Regions from separate parts of the Homo sapiens genome. Here region 2 is linked to region 1. Evidence: chromatin contacts called from ENCODE Hi-C data. All regions are on one chromosome and are shown on one strand. The core of a region is the stretch at or near the end of the contact, and the rest is flanking DNA. Distances in the headings are between cores, read along the strand shown. Region 1 has its middle 34 kb from the start of LUCAT1. Region 2 overlaps ELL2 (elongation factor for RNA polymerase II 2).

Region 1 (2,621 bases), core at 65-2,564:
GGAGTTCGAGGCCAGCCTGGGCAACACAGAAAGACTCTCTCTTTTTTTTTTTTTTTTTTTTTTTTTTTTTTTTTTTTTTTTTTGAGACGGAGTCTCGCTCTGTCGCCCAGGCCGGACTGCGGACTGCAGTGGCGCAATCTCGGCTCACTGCAAGCTCCGCTTCCCGGGTTCACGCCATTCTCCTGCCTCAGCCTCCCCAGTAGCTGGGACTACAGGCGCCCGCCACCGCGCCCGGCTAATTTTTTGTATTTTTAGTAGAGACGGGGTTTCACCTTGTTAGCCAGGATGGTCTCGATCTCCTGACCTCATGATCCACCCGCCTCGGCCTTCTCTCTTTAAAGAAAAAAAAAAAAAAAGAAAAGAAATTTGTCTATATAAATATACAGTTAAAGCAAACAATATAATATATAAAACCAAATTTGGAAATATTTTTTCCTTCCATCAAAACTTAAACATCAATTTTAGAACACAGTGTTCTATATCGTAAGGAGTCCTAGAGTCTACCCAGTATAATGTCTCACATCCTCGCCCTCTTGCTATAGTTGTCAAACCTAAATGTACCTAAGAATCACTGATAGGTAGTTGGTTAATACGATGGATTATTTCTAGGCCCCGACCTCAGACAGGTGCCTCCATGCCCCCACCCAGCCAGGACATTCTGAGTCTGTAATTTGAAGTGAGCTTCAAGAATCTGCATTTTTACCGCGGCGCTTTTGATGCAGGCGGTCCACGGTAAAGTTAGAGAAATGCTGCCCTGCTGCTGCGCTGCAGATTGAACTCTGGGGAAGAAGAAATGAGCACGACCGGGAGCGGTCCATCTAAACCGGTCCATTTAGATGGACAGGTTTTAGCAGTCCATCTAAATCTGTCTCAGGAGCTTTCTTTCTTTCTTTTTTTTTTTTTTTTTTTTTTTTTGAGACGGAGTCTCGCTCTGTCGCCCAGGCTGGAGTGCAGTGGCACTCACTGCAAGCTCCGCCTCCCAGGTTCACGCCATTCTCCTGCCTCAGCCTCCCGAGTAGCTGGGACTACAAGCGCCCACCACTACGCCCGGCTAATTTTTTGTATTTTTTAATAGAGGCGGTGTTTCACCGTGTTAGCCAGGACGGTCTCGATCTCCTGACCTCGTGATCCGCCCGCCTCGGCCTCCCAGAGTGATGGGATTACAGGCGTGAGCCACCGCGCCCGGCCTGTCTCAGGAACTTTCAAAGGGGAGTGGCAGACAGAAAATGAGCACGGTATCTAATCAGCAAGTAGGATTGCAAATAAGAACGCCTTTATGAAGGCCCCAGTTTTTACAGTAAGTCCCTCACTGCCCGCACACAACGATGCCAAGTTCCAACCTGATTTGCGTCACCACAGTTGTGGGTTTGCGCCAAGGTTAGTTATCAAGCGTAGTGAGAGGATAAATTCACAAAATGAGGGACAAAAATAAGACGAGAGCTGGGTACAACGGAAGTGAAACCTGGGTGGAGGTCATCTCCAAATCACAGTGGAAGGACGATGTCAGGGATTTGTCCCAACACTCTTTTGATGAAAGAATTTGATTAGTGGACTATTGCACTCTTAAAGGCAAAGAAAACAAAGCACGGCAGTGCCCCGCTCGGTCGGGATTCAAAAGCAGTGAAAGCTGCCTTGCTCTGTTTAAAGCGACAGGACTGCTCTGCTATTCAGGAAAGACTAAGGAGGCAGCGGTATCTGCGAAGTCCTGCGAGCTCCCGGCGACAGGAGTAGCGCGAGCAGCTGACGGGGGAAATCCACTGGCAGCGAGTCGGATGAGTCAGCGCTGAGTCACGCTCGGCGCTACGTGCCGGCCTGGGCGGCCGCAGCCCGGGGCCCGCAGCCGCGGAGTCAGCAGAGATCCGCCGCTTCCTGGAAGACCCTCCCTGCGCCTGAGGGAGGGGGCGGCGTCGCCTCCTCGCGCCGCCAAGGCCCCCTGCAGTCACACACTCGCCCGCACGCACGACCTCCTCGCTCCATCCTGGGGACATCCAGGATTCACCCCCGAGGGGAAGAGTCCCATGTGACAAATGGTTAGAGCTTGGGCGGATGCTTTCATCCCATGTGTTTCCTCAAAGCTGAGATTCCAGCGCTCTTGCTCTTTTCGTGTTGTTGTTAGGTTTTTAACTTTTTTTTCCCGTTTCCTGGCAGAGGATTAACACGCTGATCTTTTTATAGTTTCCAATATTTTAAATGAAGCACAAGAAGAATGGATTAATAAAACGTGTTGAAACTTAAGCATCAAATCGTCACACTGCTCTGGGTTCTAAAATGACTAGAAAGTGACTGCACTAGAAGCTTTGAATGTTGGGTAACTGGGAAGGATTAACTCGGTTCTGATGTGCCCTTTGTTAATGAAAATCAAATCTTTGCTATTTGTCCAACCACCCTTATAATAACTAAATTTGTCTAAAGACTGGAGACATGTGTGGTAATAATTAGATATGGAGTCACCAAAGAACAGGGTAGCCATGCCTTTGTGTTTTCTGTGCCTTAACTAACATTCTGTTGTCCTAATGTGCAAATGATACATTGTTGGTTTTAAAAAATATTATGGCAATGTTTATATCCATGCTGAGAGTTAATAGCAGGTATTGTGTCATGAAGTGCAGCTAGTCAGTGAG
Region 2 (2,621 bases), core at 77-2,576, 4.6 Mb after region 1:
GGTTAGGGAACAAAGGGACATGGAGCCCAGGCCAATCAGAGTTCTACATTGCCTTTTCTTGGTAGTTTCAGAGCAGCATCAATGCAGATGGTATGGTCTGAGCTAAGCCCAGGCCAATCAGAGTTCTACATTGCCTTTTCTTGGTAGTTTCAGAGCAGCATCAATGCAGATGGTATGGTCTGAGCTAATCTGAAGCTTTTCAAGAGCAAGATGTTTTCAGGCAAATTTTACATCCTTAAAATTTCAAAAGGGTTTGTAGACTTAGTGCATCTAATTTCTTGAAGATGTATTAATTAGACACAAAGTTAATTGTATCAATATCCAAGTATACTCTTAAGAATGAAATGGGTATATAAGGTAGCACTTATGTTTATGGCTGGTAAGGCTGTGTAACAATTTGGCCAATGGACAGGAAAGCAGGAGACTTATTGGAAAGAGCAGGTAATATATGACAATTAGGGCAGGTTGGTGAGAGGGAAGCTTTAGAACTAAACTATGGCAACTTCAGAGCAGACCAGAACCTGTGGGACTGTTGAAGGCCAGAGCTAGGGTGGGTCTGAGACCTTGTCTAATCTAGAGCCATTCAGGCAGAGTTTCAGAGGAACCTGTGGATATGCGTCAGTCCCCTCTGATATGCAGGAGCCTATTCCATTGTGTATCTACACAGTTCTTTTTTCCAAAATGGTTATAAAGCATTTTCTTAAAAACTAGCCTTCAGGTTCATGAAATACGAGGAGGAGGAAGTGAAAATGTACTGACTGCTACTGGTAGACCTAGGGTCAGCTTTGAGGACTGAGGTAACCACCACAGGAAATAAGTTTTGAGGTCTGATTTTGAAACAATATTGGAAGACCATTCCTTTGTGAGATAGAAACTTCTCCATTTTAATTTTAGTATTTTAAGCTTTTCCTACAGGTCAGTTGGGAATAATTTTTATTTAGGGACTCACAATCTTGAATTTTTAGCTAAATGCCTTAAGAATAAAATATTATTTAAAAAGTATTAAAATGCTGTGATTCCAAACAGTTTCTTGTTCAAGATGAAGAATATAAAAATATACCACCATGTCTCGGCAACTGGAAAAGCAGATTTTAATTTTCATTCCAAAAATGAGAGACTGAAAATCAAAGGCTTAGGACCACAATCCACAACCCTCCTCCCAACCTCCTGTCTGTCTTTGATAAAAAGCTACAAAGAAAAAGTTTCAGGAAACTTTCAGACATTTATAATTAGCATAAACACTGTATACCAAGATGTGTAAGTCAAAACGTCTAATTACTCTGGGATACAAGCTCAGGCATGTGGCAACAGAATACTGCCTGAAAGGTCATTTCAACATCAAGTCACGGACGTCCTATTTACATAAGGATCTAGGGCAGAAGCACAATGTGCACACTGCTGCAACTTTCTCATATGTGAATGCTAACATCTGCTGAAAAGCTGTTGGTACCTTTACTGCAGGTTTCCTGTCCTTGAGTCAAATACTTTCTACTCAATATTGGATTGAGGTATACATTAGATTAAAAATAGAACCAGCAAGGGTTTTCTTCATTTATTTAAGTGTTTTGTTCTTCTGTGGGATTACAAATCATTCAAACTTACAGAATTCTTGTTTGACAGACACCTTTTCTGATAAGGTGATTGTAAATGCTCAGTGAACCAGCAGTACCATGGTTTGACATGACAATTCCTGGTGTTAAAGTGGACTCATATAGCTGAGCGGGCCAAGATCATCTATAATTTCTTTTTTATAGATTAGGGACAATGAGGCTTAGTGATTTGTTCAAGTTAGAGTCATACTTAGATTGACAACCCCTGTACTACAAATCCGAGCCTGCTCCATGGCTGTCTGAAACACTCATTACCTTGTAATACTAACATATTATGTTTATAGTCTTTCTCCCTTCACTAGAATATAAGCTCTGCAAGGACAGAGGCTTTTGTCTGTTGTGTTCCCTGAATATATTGTCAGCACCTCAAGTGGTGCGTGGCACAAAGTAGTCACTCAATGCATATTTGTTAAATGAAAAGGTGGATTAATGCCTGAGCCAGGCCTAGAACTGAAGTGTTTGCTTTCTTTCCACCAGCATTTCTGAAGCATGCTGAAAAGTTTCCTTATGTGAAAGAGGGGTTCTTTCCTCAAATAAATTTAGGAAATGCCAAGTTAAACAAAATAACTTTCTTTGCTGTGGGTCTTTTCATACTGAATAGTTTCCCAATTTGTATGGCCTCAGAACCCACCTCCCCTCCGGCATCCCAGGAAGCCAGTCCATCTCTTAATTTTATCTAAAATCTATTATTTGACTATATATAGACTATATATTAGCTTAGATACAAACTTACTGCAAACATTTAAACATTAGAATTCTCTGTTGTTCTCAAATTATTTCTAGACTCTTGATTCTGTGACTTCCTTAAAATCTAGAAAATATACTTTAAGCTAGAGAAATATATTTGCATGTACTATTCAGGCTCCACAGTTTAGGGACAGAATAGTCTAGAATCAGAACAGAAAATAGAAACCTCAACCTGAAAGCCACATGTGCTATTTTTTAAACTAGACCTGCAGTTATGACTTTAGGCCCAAACATTATGGGTTGAGGGGAGAAAAAAAAAAAAGC

Evidence for each region. A loop is a pair of places that touch in the nucleus more often than their neighbours do. Pooled maps may share reads with other maps.
Region 2: a map with no recorded cell type shows a loop between it and region 1 (5-fold over the local background). The contact joins two enhancer-like sites. A Hi-C loop is called at or near these places in 2 of 37 single-sample maps with no recorded cell type and 4 of 50 pooled maps.

What each region holds. Positions count from the first base shown.
Region 1 is chr5:91,278,842-91,281,462 of GRCh38, forward strand. No RefSeq gene overlaps it. Among named protein-coding and RNA genes, the nearest start is that of LUCAT1, 34 kb to the right of the region's middle. RefSeq lists enhancers at 677-1,618, 1,617-1,876, 1,619-2,560. Within about 2 kb of position 1,315, at least 39 of the 41 ENCODE cell types and tissues checked have a DNase peak (open chromatin) inside an H3K27ac peak, as active enhancers do.
Region 2 is chr5:95,923,570-95,926,190 of GRCh38, forward strand. All of the region lies in intron 2 of ELL2 (elongation factor for RNA polymerase II 2), which reads right to left. Among named protein-coding and RNA genes, the nearest start is that of ELL2, 37 kb to the right of the region's middle. RefSeq lists enhancers at 535-674, 1,156-1,450. Within about 2 kb of position 1,327, at least 6 of the 41 ENCODE cell types and tissues checked have a DNase peak (open chromatin) inside an H3K27ac peak, as active enhancers do.